Linked DNA regions of Homo sapiens: all the other regions are linked to region 3. Evidence: chromatin contacts called from ENCODE Hi-C or POLR2A ChIA-PET data. All regions are on one chromosome and are shown on one strand. The core of a region is the stretch at or near the end of the contact, and the rest is flanking DNA. Distances in the headings are between cores, read along the strand shown.

Region 1 (4,059 bases), core at 1,177-3,676, 1.0 Mb after region 3:
ATTTATATAGTTACACATTCTGGTATCCATAGTTCTATTTAGGTAAACATGAAGATGAACATTGGCACATGTGCCAAAAACCTGAAGGAGAGACATTAGGGAATCTAAGATATTGAATGAGGCTTTCCATATAATTCAACAAAATGGATTACAGCTGATATTTCCAGAGATACTACGGAATAGAGTGTTCAAATTTCTGTGAATTATTCTTGTGGTAAGTGTGGTGACCAACCCATCTCAGTTTGCCTGGGTGTTTCCAGGTATGGAAAGTCCCATTTCCCAGGAAACTCCACAGTCCTGGTCAAACTGGAACGGCTAGTCACCCTAGTGGTAAAACATGGTGCTTCCTGTTTCTTACGTACTTTCCAAAATGGTGGCCCATTGTAGGGACTGATTCATTTTTCTATATTAATAGTTATATAACTACTAATATGGACTCAAGGAAACGTGGCCCAATTTGCCTTTTTAGTCATTCTACTTGAACCTTATGCTCTAGCTATACCGAATTTCTTAGTGTTCCCCAAACATGAATTTTCACACCACTGTCTTTGCTCGGGTCATTTTCTGCCTGGAATGCTTTTTCATCCCACTGAACATACACAGAACTTACTTCTCAAGGTCCAATTCAAACACTTCCGTTGACAAGCCTTTTCCAATACTCTTTTTTCAAATTTCCCTACTCTGCAATAGAATGCTCTTGCTTCCTCTGCTGTACTACCGGCATGTTTTACACACTTTTTTTTTTTTAGACGAAGTTTCGCTCTTGTCACCCAGGCTGGAGTGCAACTGCGCGATCTCCGCCTCTCGGGTTCAAGCGATTCTCCTGCCTCAGCCTCCTGAGTAGCTAGGATTACAGGCACGTGCCACCAAACCTGGCTAATTTTTGTATTTTTAGTAAAGACAAGGTTTTGCCATGTTGGCCAGGCTGGTCTTGAACTCCTGACCTCGGGTGATTTGCCCCCTTTGGCCTCCCAAAGTGCTGGGATTACAGGCATGAGCCACTGCGCCCGGCCACATATAGGCTTTCTTTTCTTTTTCTTTTTTTTTTTTTTTTTTTTTTGAGACAGAGTTTCGCTCTTGTTGCCCAGGCTGGAATGCAGTGGCACGATCTCAGCTCACTGAAACCTCTGCCTCCAGGGTTCAAGCAATTCTCCTGCCTCAGCCTCCCGCGTATCTGGTATTACAGGCACGCGCCACCACGCCCAGCTAATTTTTTTGTATTTTTAATAGAGACGGGGTTTCACCATGCTGGCCAGGATGGCACATATATTCTTAATTATAGCAATTGCTCCCTTGTGCTGGTATTCGCCTTACGTGTTTGCTTTCTTTTCTAGACTACCAGATCAAATGGCTTATTTCTAGTTTCAAACTGTCACATAGGAAATGTTTGTTAAAACTAATGTTTTATAAAATTTAAAGCTTATTTTACATATTATCTCATTAGATCTCTCAAGAATTCTGTGAGCTTGGCAATGTAGATTGCTGTATATGCATTAGGCTGATGAACAAACAGGCTTAGAGATAGTCACTTGCCCGAGGTTAGTTAGCTGTTAAGTGTTGGGATTGAATCCCAGGTCTTCTCTCCACCACTTTCTACTAAAAATCACTGAAGGTTGTCAACCGACAGATAGGATTACTCTGTGTGTTGATAACAAAAGGGTGATCAATAATATCTGAAAAGGAAACTTTGTGTAAAAGTCTTTCCCTTACCTTAAAAACTACGCCACACTGGAGCATTCTTTCATTCCCCCAATTTAATTCTATCTGGCGAGAAACAATAATGGGCTAAACCATTATTGTATCGTAAGTCAAATTGCCAAAACTTCACAGGCTACTAAAAGTTAACCCTTATTGAATGAATTAAGAACCTTAGAAGTTCTGCTGTTAAAAAAAGCACGGTGACTGTCAGGGTTTTTCAGGTGTGGGGGGTGTGAGGGTTTTAAGAGTTGGATTCCTTTGACTTTGTCTCTATTATTATAGGCTTAGAGGTCCCGGGTAACTACCAATCGCTATCCAAAGGGAAAGCACCCTGTTAGAAATTAAGTAAGAAAAATAGTTTATATTCCCGGTCTGCCATTTCGATTCTAAGCTTTATCTTTATTTAGCTCACAGTTAAAGGGGGCATAGAGCCACACCCACCTCACAAACGCCGCAAGGATTGGGAGACCAGAAAAGTAAAAGTGACTTGCAAACCTTTAGCTCTAAGTCCATAAAAAAGACTATCATATGCTCACATTTCTAATCTTTGCTAGTATAATGTAATCTTTATTTTGAAAACAATGTGCCTCCATTCCTAGTAAAGCGAAAGTCACGGCGCTGCGACCCTCCCTTCAGCGCCTCCGGACTCTCACGCGATACTCGGCTTTCACGCTTTAGTCTAGGGCTGCACTGCAGGAGGAAGAGAAGCGCCTGTGGTGACGCACTTATTCCGCGCGATGACGTCACTGCAAGGCGCCGGGGGACACGTTGGCTGCGTTTTCGGCGGGCTTCCCGGGTACAAAAATGGCTGTGGCTAGCGATTTCTACCTGCGCTACTACGTAGGGCACAAGGGCAAGTTTGGGCACGAGTTTCTGGAGTTCGAATTTCGGCCGGACGGTGAGAAGAGGCCCACGGCACGCGGTGCTGGGAAAGGGGAGCGAGACCGAGAGGCCGGGTGGTGTGGAGGGTACAGGCGGCGGAGGCCACTGCTTCCCTCGAAGGAAATAGGAGCTTAAGAATAGAGGAGGCATAAGTTGGTTTTATAAATGAAAGAGAATTAATTGCAATAAATTAAAGCTAATCCTGTCACAAACTGAAAAGTTGAACCTACAGTAATCAGAATTCTGTAACAGTGCACCAGAAGGGACTCTAGATCGTCGCCCTGATTGAAAATGCTAGCACTTTTTTGAAAACACCCCCACCAGCGGGTGGTCCAGTGGATGAATAAAATCTTGTGGTGACCAGTACCTTTTTTTCATTTAGGCTGTGTGTTTTCTTTGAAGGGGAGGAGCCCAACGTGTTAACAAATGAGAATAATAATATGTTTTAGGTGTTTACGTGTAATTGTTCACCATAGGACGCATGAAGAGTACCAAGCAAGAGGGGAGAGGTAAAGTTCCACAGGAGGGAGTCAGGAAGATCTTCTTAGAGGACGGCACTCTTGAGATGAGTCTCGAAATGAGAGACTTGGCCTTTGAGAGAAAAAAACAGACTTCCAGAGCAGTATGAGCAGAGGATGAGGTGAAACTGCTACCCAAGTAGTGTGCAACAGTGTGTTTTCTGACAGCGCTATCCTTAGAGAATGTTACATTGATCTTGCCTACCTGCAACAAGAAAGTTCATTTGGATATATATTTTTTGGGTTTTTTTGAATGCACGTTTTGTGCTGGACAACAAGCAAATACAAAATTTTAAGGTACAGTAATGAGTAAGACAAATTTAACTAAAGCAGATTTGTCTTGGTGGGAGGCACAGACATTTAACTATAAAGCAGTATGCATATTAAGTCCTATAAGCAGGCTTTGGACAATGTTCTGTGAGAGCAAGAATAAAAAATTAGAGAAGGAACGTATATTAGGAAAGGAGAAGAGTATCAAGCATTTCAGGCAGAACTCACGTTAACTACAGTCCTGCAATTATTATTATTATTATTATTTTGAAACAAGGTCTCACTCTGTCACCCAGATCTGAGTGCAGTGGCACGATCTCAGCTCACTGCAACCTCCCCCTCCCTAGTGCAAGTGATCCCTCACCTCAGCCTGCCGAGGTGCTGGGAATACAGGCCCACGCCACCTCACCCAGCTAATTATGTTATGTTATGTTATGTTATGTTATGTTATGTTATGTTATGTTATGTTATGTTATTTTTTGTAGAGATGGGTTTCCCCATGTTGCCCAGGCTGGCTTCAAACCCCTGAGGTCAAGGGATCCACCAGCGTCAGCCACCCACAGTCCTGGGATTACAAGCATGAGCCACCGGGCCAGCCCTGCAATTATTTAGAAACCTTAATCACTGTATTTAACCTTACCGTCCCCATAAATTCAGCTAAATTTACCTGAATTCATCTATTCTTTATGTA
Region 2 (3,974 bases), core at 377-2,876, 1.5 Mb before region 3:
GAGCCATGAGTACATCACTGCACTCAAGCCTGGATGACAGGGTGAGACCCTGTCTCAAAAAAAAAAAAAAAAGCAAATTAAAAATTAAGGACCATAAACCTATTTAGAGGGATGTGGATCTTTTCATCACTGTGAATTTACCTCTGCTTTGGAGGATTTTAATCTGCATGGCAGGGGGTGGAGCAAGGTTCTTCATTGTAAAAACTGATCTCTCTTTTATTCAACATGATTAACTGTTGGAGACCCTCAAGTACTGTTGCGGGAAGTCTGGGACCCCAAACGGAGGGACCAGCTGAAGCCATGGCAGAAGAACGTGGATTGTGAAGATTTCATGGACATTTACTAGTTCCCCAAATTAATACTTTTGTAATTTCTTATGCCTGTCTTTACTGCAATCTCTAAACATAAATTGTAAAGATTTCATGGACACTTATCACTTCCCCAGTCAATACCCTTGTGATTTCCTACACCTGTCTTTACTTTAATCTGTTAATCCTGTCAGCTGAGGAGGAAGTATATCGCCTCAGGACCCTGTAATATTTGCATTAACTGCACAAATTGTACAGCATGTGTGTTTGAGCAATATGAAATGTGGGCACCTTGAAAAAAGAACAGGATAACAGCAATTGTTCAGGGAATAAGAGAGATAACCTTAAACTCTGATCGCCGGTGAGCCAGGCAGAACAGAGCCATATTTCTCTTCTTTCAAAAGCAAATGGGAGAAATATCGCTGAATTCTTTTTCTCAGCATGGAACATCCCTGAGAAAGAGAACACGCACCCGGAGGTATAGGCTTATAAACAGCCCCCCCAGGTGTGCCTGTCTCTTATGGTCAAGACTGCAGAGGTGAAATAGACTCCAGTCTCCCATAGCGCTCCCAGGCTTATTAGGAAGAGGAAATTCCCGCCTAATAAATTTTGGTCAGACCGGTTGATCTCAAAACCCTGTCTCCTGATAAGATGTTATCGATGACAATGGTGCCCAAAACTTCATTAGCAATTTTAATTTAGGCCCGGTCCTGTGGTCCTGTGATCTCGCCCTGCCTCCACTTGCCGTGTGATATTCTATTACCTTGTAAAGTACTTGATGTCTGTGACCCACACCTATTAGCATACTCCCTCCCCTTTTGAAAATCCGTAATAAAAACTTGCTGGTTTTTGTGGCTTGTGGGGCATCACGGAACCTACAGACATGTGATGTCTCCCCCAGACGCCTGGCTTTAAAATTTCTCTCTTTTGTACTCTGTCCCTTTATTTCTCAAGCTGGCCAATGCTTAGGGAAAATAGAAAAGAACCTACATGAATATCAGGGCAGGTTCCCCGATAAAGTACCTTCTCAAACTATCTTTGTCTTCACATAGCCTTAGAAGCCCACTGGGTCCCTTCTGTACCTGTCACTGTGACAGCTCCCTATGCTGAGTGGAACTGAGCATACTCTACAAATTCTTATGCCTGCCAGGGCCAGCTGAGGATGCACACTACCCAGACCACTGCAGGAATGACTAGCTCAGATAGCAGACAGGCTCCGCCCCCAGCCTTGCCTTCCCAAGCCAGGGCGGGTGTGTGCCACCTGCACTGCTCACAGGCTGGGCCACGGAGAGATCTTGCATTTCCACCAGCTGCCTCACCCACAGTGTGCACGAGTGTGGTAAGCTGGCTCTGCCTAACACGCCGCCCTCCTGAGCTGGGCTGGCTCCTCAGGGATACCCCGTTTTGAAATCCTGGGGCAGGGACCAGCTCGACCCTAAGAGAATTCCCAAGGCGCCAACTCAGAGGATTAGCTCCCTCTCTGCCACCACCCAAATCAGGCCACAAGTTGCAGCGGTTAGACAATGAAATCATCTTTTCTTCTGGTTTTGGTGGTTACTATTTTTAACTGCATTGAATGCCCAGGAAGAACCTGAGGAGAAGGTAACCAGAGCAGCAAAGACCCATTTCCTGGCTCAGGAGCCCACAGCCCTGGGAGTGTTTCCTGTTTGCCAGAGGAGAGCTGTGTTTGTGTGTTGTGGGGAAAGCTGTTATTCCCTTACAGTTTTAAGGTTTTGCAACACTTTAAGGAAAAAAAAAAAAAGAAATCTTCAGGCTCAGCCCTCGTAGCAATTATTTTTTCTGCTGGGGTGAGGGGGGTTAGTGAGCAGGAGAGAGCAAAAGGAGGAAGAACAGAATGGAAAAGAAGCAAGTGTTAGTGGAACAGGATGTACTTAAAATTCCCCCTGTCTGTTATCCATCCCAAAACTGGCCTCTCCATGGGTGTAGGAGGCTACTGCGACTTCATACATATTTATAGCATTTGGCAGCTCCGTGGAGCACATCGCTTTAACAATGTATTTTAAATGAAGCTAAATGAAACGCGTTCCCAGTTCCTGGGAAAGGATCTTTTTTTTTTTTTTTTTTTTTGATAAACTGTGCTGTGGAGATGCTGCTGGCTGAAGTGTCATGGATAATCACAGTGTGGAGGCTGACGCGAGTCTGGGTAGAAGCCAGATGACCCAGACCAGAATGGGACATCCTGGGAAAGATACAGTCTAGCCTGACCGCTCCCAGATCTCAGAGCCCCAGGGAGCAGGGTGTAGCTCTGAGATCCCACCAGTCTTCTGCCCCACCATGTTTTCCAGTGGCTTTTGGAGAACCTGATCCTTTCCATCCGTAGTAGCCCCAATGCAAAGTAACTTACTACCTCCCAAAGGTCTCCAGGGATCAAGGGTCAGAGCTTATCAGGGGTCAAGTTTTCTGGAATCAGAATGCAAAAGTCAAAAGCCTGAAACCAGTGCTCTGCTTGACACACCGTATTAGTTAATTAAGCTTCTGTGTCTGAAACCTAAAACATATTTATGTTATTTTCCAAATAAAATATAGACCTAATTGAATTTCATTGGCCCACCTGGAAGTCTATAGATACAACTTCTTCACTGGCCCCTCTGTGCTTTGGTTTTCCCATTTGTAAAATAATGATATTAGACTAAGGGCTCTTCCAGCTCAAAAATTCCAAGAGGCAAAAAACACATGTAATATCTCTCCTCCAATTCCATCACCATTTCTTTGCTGAGCCCTGGCTAATAGTTCCTCTGCCCTATGTCCTGTCTTAGGGTCTTTTTCTCCATTCCAAATGTCTCAACACAGGTTCAGTTTTTATGCTTCTCAATGCTAGATTATTAGAGCTGTCCTCTTGCAGATTTCTTTGGTTTCAATTGTTTTTTATGCTAATTGATACCAAATGCAGCTGCTCAGACCAACTAGGTTCAAAGCCCATTTCATATCTGGCTCAGAACCTGTGCATAGCTCCTGATATCTCCACCCGCACTCTCCCCCACCTCGTCAGCACCTGCTGCAGCACAATACAGCCCTGTGGCTCCAATCATGTTCGTTCTTTATCCAGTCATTAATACACCTGAAGACTCTTGCCCTTTGCCTGGACAATATGTTACCACGTGGCTTCCCCTTCTCTCTGAACCAGGCTTTGTTCATGGCTTCTTCCAACCTCAGCCTGGCTACACTGCCAGGACACTGACACCCTTTCCCTTTAGCACTCCCTTCACATTGCTTTCTTTGCCATTTTGATGACCGTCCATGTCCTTCTTTGGTGGCTTCATGCCTGATTCTTCTTCCATCCTAGTGAAATGCTGAAACGTCACAACCTCACCTCCTCTTCTGGGTGACAAGTGCAGTACTTGGCATATTGATGTCCAAAGGATGATCATTAATAATTGAGAAACTTAACTGACCTCAAATTTTCAAATAATTAAAGAGCCACTGGACTTGCTCCACCCCACACCTGTTTTCAGCACTAACTACATGTACCCATTGCAGCAAATATGCATATTGAGGGCTGGGAAAGAAGGCCAGGCTCGTGCGCTGAACCCATCACCTGGCTCCAAGCCAGACTGAAGGAGGCTGAGATCATCAGCTTCTGCTGATGACTTATTCTTCAACTAGTGACCTCTCTTGATTTTTATTCTCATCTCTGCAAATTAGAGG
Region 3 (4,033 bases), core at 477-2,976:
ATAAAAAACCTAGTAAGCACGTATGATGAACTACTGCGTTTCCCCTACACAGACTCTAATTGAAAGGCAGTGTTAAACCAGGAAGGGTTTTTCTAACTCCCCACAGACGAAGAAAACAGGTTATTTGTTCATTGTTGCTGTAGTGTCCATTCAGTGAACACACATTAAATAGGCCAAACCAAAAACAAACTTCAGCAGCTTCAGCCTCTCACAAGAGCGGAAGGCTTTCTACCTGGGTACTGGTGGAACAGCGAAATGAATAAAGTGTACAATAAATGCAGCGATGGGAAAAATAACACGGGTAGATGGATAAATCATCCTGCCTCCCAATGGTGGCAAACTTTACAACAACTTTTTAGAAGCAACAAACCGCAGCACCACAGTCTTTACAGATATATAGACATGCATACACACAACTACTGGGTAGCCCAGCAGTGTGTTTACAAACATCTACCGCCCTGCATTTACAGAGTGCTGCTTAGATAGCCTCTCTGCACTGTCAAACACAGAAGGTCATTTTGCCTGGTTGCTTAGTTCTTCCTCTCCCTCCATCACAGGAGTTTTCTACTTTGGGATTGCTCAACTTTCATATGGATCGGAGTAAAATAACTATTCAGCAACTTTATTCACCTTGGTTTTAAAAAAAAATTCATTGTGCAATGCCTAGGAAAAGCTGACACCAGGACTGTCTCTCCGACAGCGCTTGCAATTACAATCAGACGAGGGGGAAAAAAATCCTGTCTGATCAGACCCAGAGAGTCCTTTAAAAAAATAAAAAGATTCTATCGCAGTGGAAACTGAACAACTTTTTTTCTAAGACGACCACCCCTCGGGAACAAAAGTTATATTTCAGTCACATGTTGGGTGTAGGAATAGGGAGCAGGTTTTTTTTTTTTGTTTTTTGTTTTTTTTTTTTTTAAGCGCACTAATTACGGGGGTGTTTTACGGTTCTGGAGACAATCCGGGTTGCTCTGACCAATTGTGACCGGCATTTCATTGTCAAAAAGCAAGGGGGTGGGGGCCGAGGAGCCGGCAGGGGCTCGGCGGTGGGGGGGAGTAGCAAGGTTACGCTAAAGGGTACAGCAGCCACCGCGAGCTGCATCTCTTTCCCTCTCGCCCCAAATAATTTCCTGCGAACAGAGCAACTGCAACAGCCTGCTCTGAGGAGCCCAGCACGACTGCCCTGGCCGGTGCAGCTCAGGGTTTCCACCACGTAGAAGGAGGGGAGAAGATTTTTACCTTAATGCTACACTGAGCAGGAGTCTCAGACATGTCTCACAGCGAGAGAGATCAGGAAGTTCTCAGGTTTTTTCCACTTTCCTTTCCTCTCCCCAACCCAGAAAGGCTCCACGGCCAGCCAGACGCGGTCATTTAAGAAGTTTCTTCCAGCATCTCTCCCGGCAGCCGCCCCGGGGGTCTGGAGCGCGCGGGGCGGGGCGGGGCGGCCGGCGGAGTTGGGCGCGCGGGGCGGCGGGGGCGTGGGAGACGGGCCCGAGCGCGGCGGCGGGGTCTGCAGGTCGCGGCGCGGCGCGGGGACCCGGGACGCAGCCCGGCCGGCCTCCCGGTCTCTCCTCCCACCCGCAGCCGGCGCCCCCGCCCCCCGCCCTCCCGCGGCTCTCCCTCGCTCTCTCGAATGTTTTCCTTCCTGGAAGAGAGAAACTGAAAGGCAGAACTGAGAAAGCTCTTTGCTCATTGATCTTGAGAGTTTCAGTGCAGAAACTGACGTGAATTCCCAGCACTGAGCTCTGCCTCTTAAAGGAGCCACCAGGAAATAAAAGCTCGGGTTACAGCCCGGCATCGGGGAAATAAAAGCTGCGCGGGGGAGGGGCGGCCGCGGGGGCGCGGGCGGAGGAAACCCGGGTAGCGGGGCCGCGTGGGGCCGCGGCTGCGAGCGGGGCGAGCGGCGCAGCCCCCCAGGCCGGCCCCCGGTGCGGGCGCCCGCCCTCCACGCCGCGAGACCTCCCGCTGGCCGAGCCAATTTCCGGGCTTAAGGAAGACACCTTTAAAAAACGTTACATTGTGGCCCCAGACACCACAAAACAGGTTTTATTAAACTCCTCCCACCTCCCCTGGCTCCGTCTCTTGGATACATCGATGTGCACAAGGGTTTTGAAACGTTTCACTAAGCGCAGATGCAACGAAAGTAATTATCTATGAAGGGCCATTCCGGTTAGGACGCGGAATCCGAAGGAGGAAATAAAACAATAGCCTTTGTTCTGCTTCTCGACCGCTGCCTCTTTAAGAGAATCCACCAGGAAATGGGAGATCGGGTTACAGCCTGCACACGGGGAAATGTGGGGAGAGCGGGCGCCCGAGCGCGACGCCGGAGACAAAGCCGGGGCGGCCGCGCCGCAGACGCTGGGGGACCGTCGGGCGGGGGGATTCCCGGGGAAGGTGGGCGCCCCGGAAAGAGGTGGCGCCACGCGCCCGCTCGGGGATGCGGCGGCCGCGGGCGCTTCCCGAGCCGAGCACGCGCTCCGGGAAGGGAAGGCTGCAGGGCAGTTATCAAAGGCAGCTGAGTTCCTTTTCCTGACCTCCCCCTCCTGTTTCGAAATCCACTGCCCTTTTAAAGAAATAGCGGCCGCTACCAACCGAAATAGGTGACTCGACTACAAAGTTGGCAGGACGTGTTCCTGCAGATAATACCCCTCCCCAGGACCGCTTCTCTGAAACCGTCATTGGCCGGTTGATTGGATGGCCCTGGGATCCTGCAGGGGGAGGAATATTTGGTTGGAAAAGCAGTTGAGGGGGGTTAAGGCCGTTGGGGCTGAAGGGTCTAGCCCTGAGCACAAGTGATCTGATCACTCTATTATTTTTATTATTATTTACACTCTCTTAAAGTGTCCACCACAAAAAACTGAGAACATTATCATTATACTTAAATTCTAACCTTGTTAGCACATATTGGGGGTTTAATATGTGGATGTGTAATGTAAAAGGAAATTTGTTATAATTTCTTAATAGAGTAATATATTAAATATGGTATAAATATGTATATACGCATATATACCCATATATGTTACCTGCACTGGACCAGGACACATTTCCCCGAGTCTCCCCACCCTACAGATTTTTCCTACCCACTTTCCTTCACCTCTTCACATTATCAAATGTGTTGAGACTTGTACACACAATATTTTTGTTCACACATTGATCAGATCATTACGAACGAGGCTAGGGTGGGAAAGAGTGCTGTTGCTGGGATGATGGGAACTGGTGGTTGTGAGCCTCCAGGAACCTGAACAGGTTTTGTCAACTGGTAGTCCTGCCCTCTCTCCAAGAGATCTCTGTCTTGTCCACACCGACTCCTCTGCCTTTGACCACCCCCTTCTCCCCTTTAACAATTTTCTGTATTCTTTTGCTTTTTTTTTTTTTTTTTTAAGACGGAGTCTGCTATGTCGCCCAGGCTGGAGTGCAGTGGTACGATATCGGCTCACTGGAAGCTCCGCCTCCCGGGTTCACGTCATTCTCCTGCTTCAGCCTCCCGAGTAGCTGGGACTACAGGTGCCCGCCACCGCGCCCGGCTAATCTTTTTTGTATTTTTAGTAGAGACGGGGTTTCACCGTGGTCTCAATCTCCTGACCTCGTGATCCACCCACTTCGGCCTCCCAAATTGCTGGGATTACAGGCGTGAGCCACCGCGCCCGGCCTCTTTTGCTTTTCTTAATTGATGTTGCAGACATTGGTTTAGATGTCCCATTGCTAGGTTATGTCTTCCACATCACTTAGCAATGTGATCCCTGACAACACAGTCACTAAGCTTCTGTAAAATGGGGAGAAATAGTACCTAGCTCATAAGATTATCTTATTAAATAAGAAAATATATACAAATGCCTCCTTAGCAGAGAGCTGCACAATATATGTGCTCAATTCAAGTTGGCTACAATTATTATTTAACCCCAGGACTAAATTAGTTCTCGACTTTTCTTCCTAACTCCTCCTCAACGTCTACAAGTGATTCATAGAAGTAGTAGTTTGAAGTAGAATGTTTGTGGTTCCAAAGCAAAAAACATAGTTGACAACTGTAGCAAAA

The links. A loop is a pair of places that touch in the nucleus more often than their neighbours do. ChIA-PET counts read pairs that join two places held with the same protein, here RNA polymerase II (POLR2A). Pooled maps may share reads with other maps.
Region 1: a map of naive thymus-derived CD4-positive, alpha-beta T cell shows a loop between it and region 3 (9-fold over the local background). The contact joins the promoter of MAGOHB here to the promoter of ETV6 in region 3. A Hi-C loop is called at or near these places in 1 of 168 maps with a recorded cell type or tissue (naive thymus-derived CD4-positive, alpha-beta T cell) and 8 of 50 pooled maps. POLR2A ChIA-PET finds 5 or more read pairs at or near these places in 2 of 52 experiments (BJ and activated naive CD8-positive, alpha-beta T cell).
Region 2: a map of tibial artery shows a loop between it and region 3 (19-fold over the local background). The contact joins the enhancer-like site here to the promoter of ETV6 in region 3. A Hi-C loop is called at or near these places in 1 of 168 maps with a recorded cell type or tissue (tibial artery). POLR2A ChIA-PET finds 5 or more read pairs at or near these places in 1 of 52 experiments (activated CD4-positive, alpha-beta T cell).

The regions. Positions count from the first base shown.
Region 1 is chr12:10,611,976-10,616,034 of GRCh38, reverse strand. MAGOHB (mago homolog B, exon junction complex subunit) reads left to right here and starts at 2,426. Exons shown (of 5, transcript NM_018048.5): 1 at 2,426-2,596. The coding sequence starts at 2,503. RefSeq lists enhancers at 1,612-2,489, 2,306-2,705, 2,490-3,369.
Region 2 is chr12:13,177,488-13,181,461 of GRCh38, reverse strand. No RefSeq gene overlaps it. Among named protein-coding and RNA genes, the nearest start is that of EMP1, 17 kb to the left of the region's middle. Within about 2 kb of position 1,626, at least 20 of the 41 ENCODE cell types and tissues checked have a DNase peak (open chromatin) inside an H3K27ac peak, as active enhancers do.
Region 3 is chr12:11,647,367-11,651,399 of GRCh38, reverse strand. ETV6 (ETS variant transcription factor 6) reads right to left here and starts at 1,726. Exons shown (of 8, transcript NM_001987.5): 1 at 1,240-1,726. The coding sequence starts at 1,272. RefSeq lists silencers at 1,374-1,533, 1,544-1,593, 1,804-2,013, 2,304-2,543 and an enhancer at 2,724-2,823.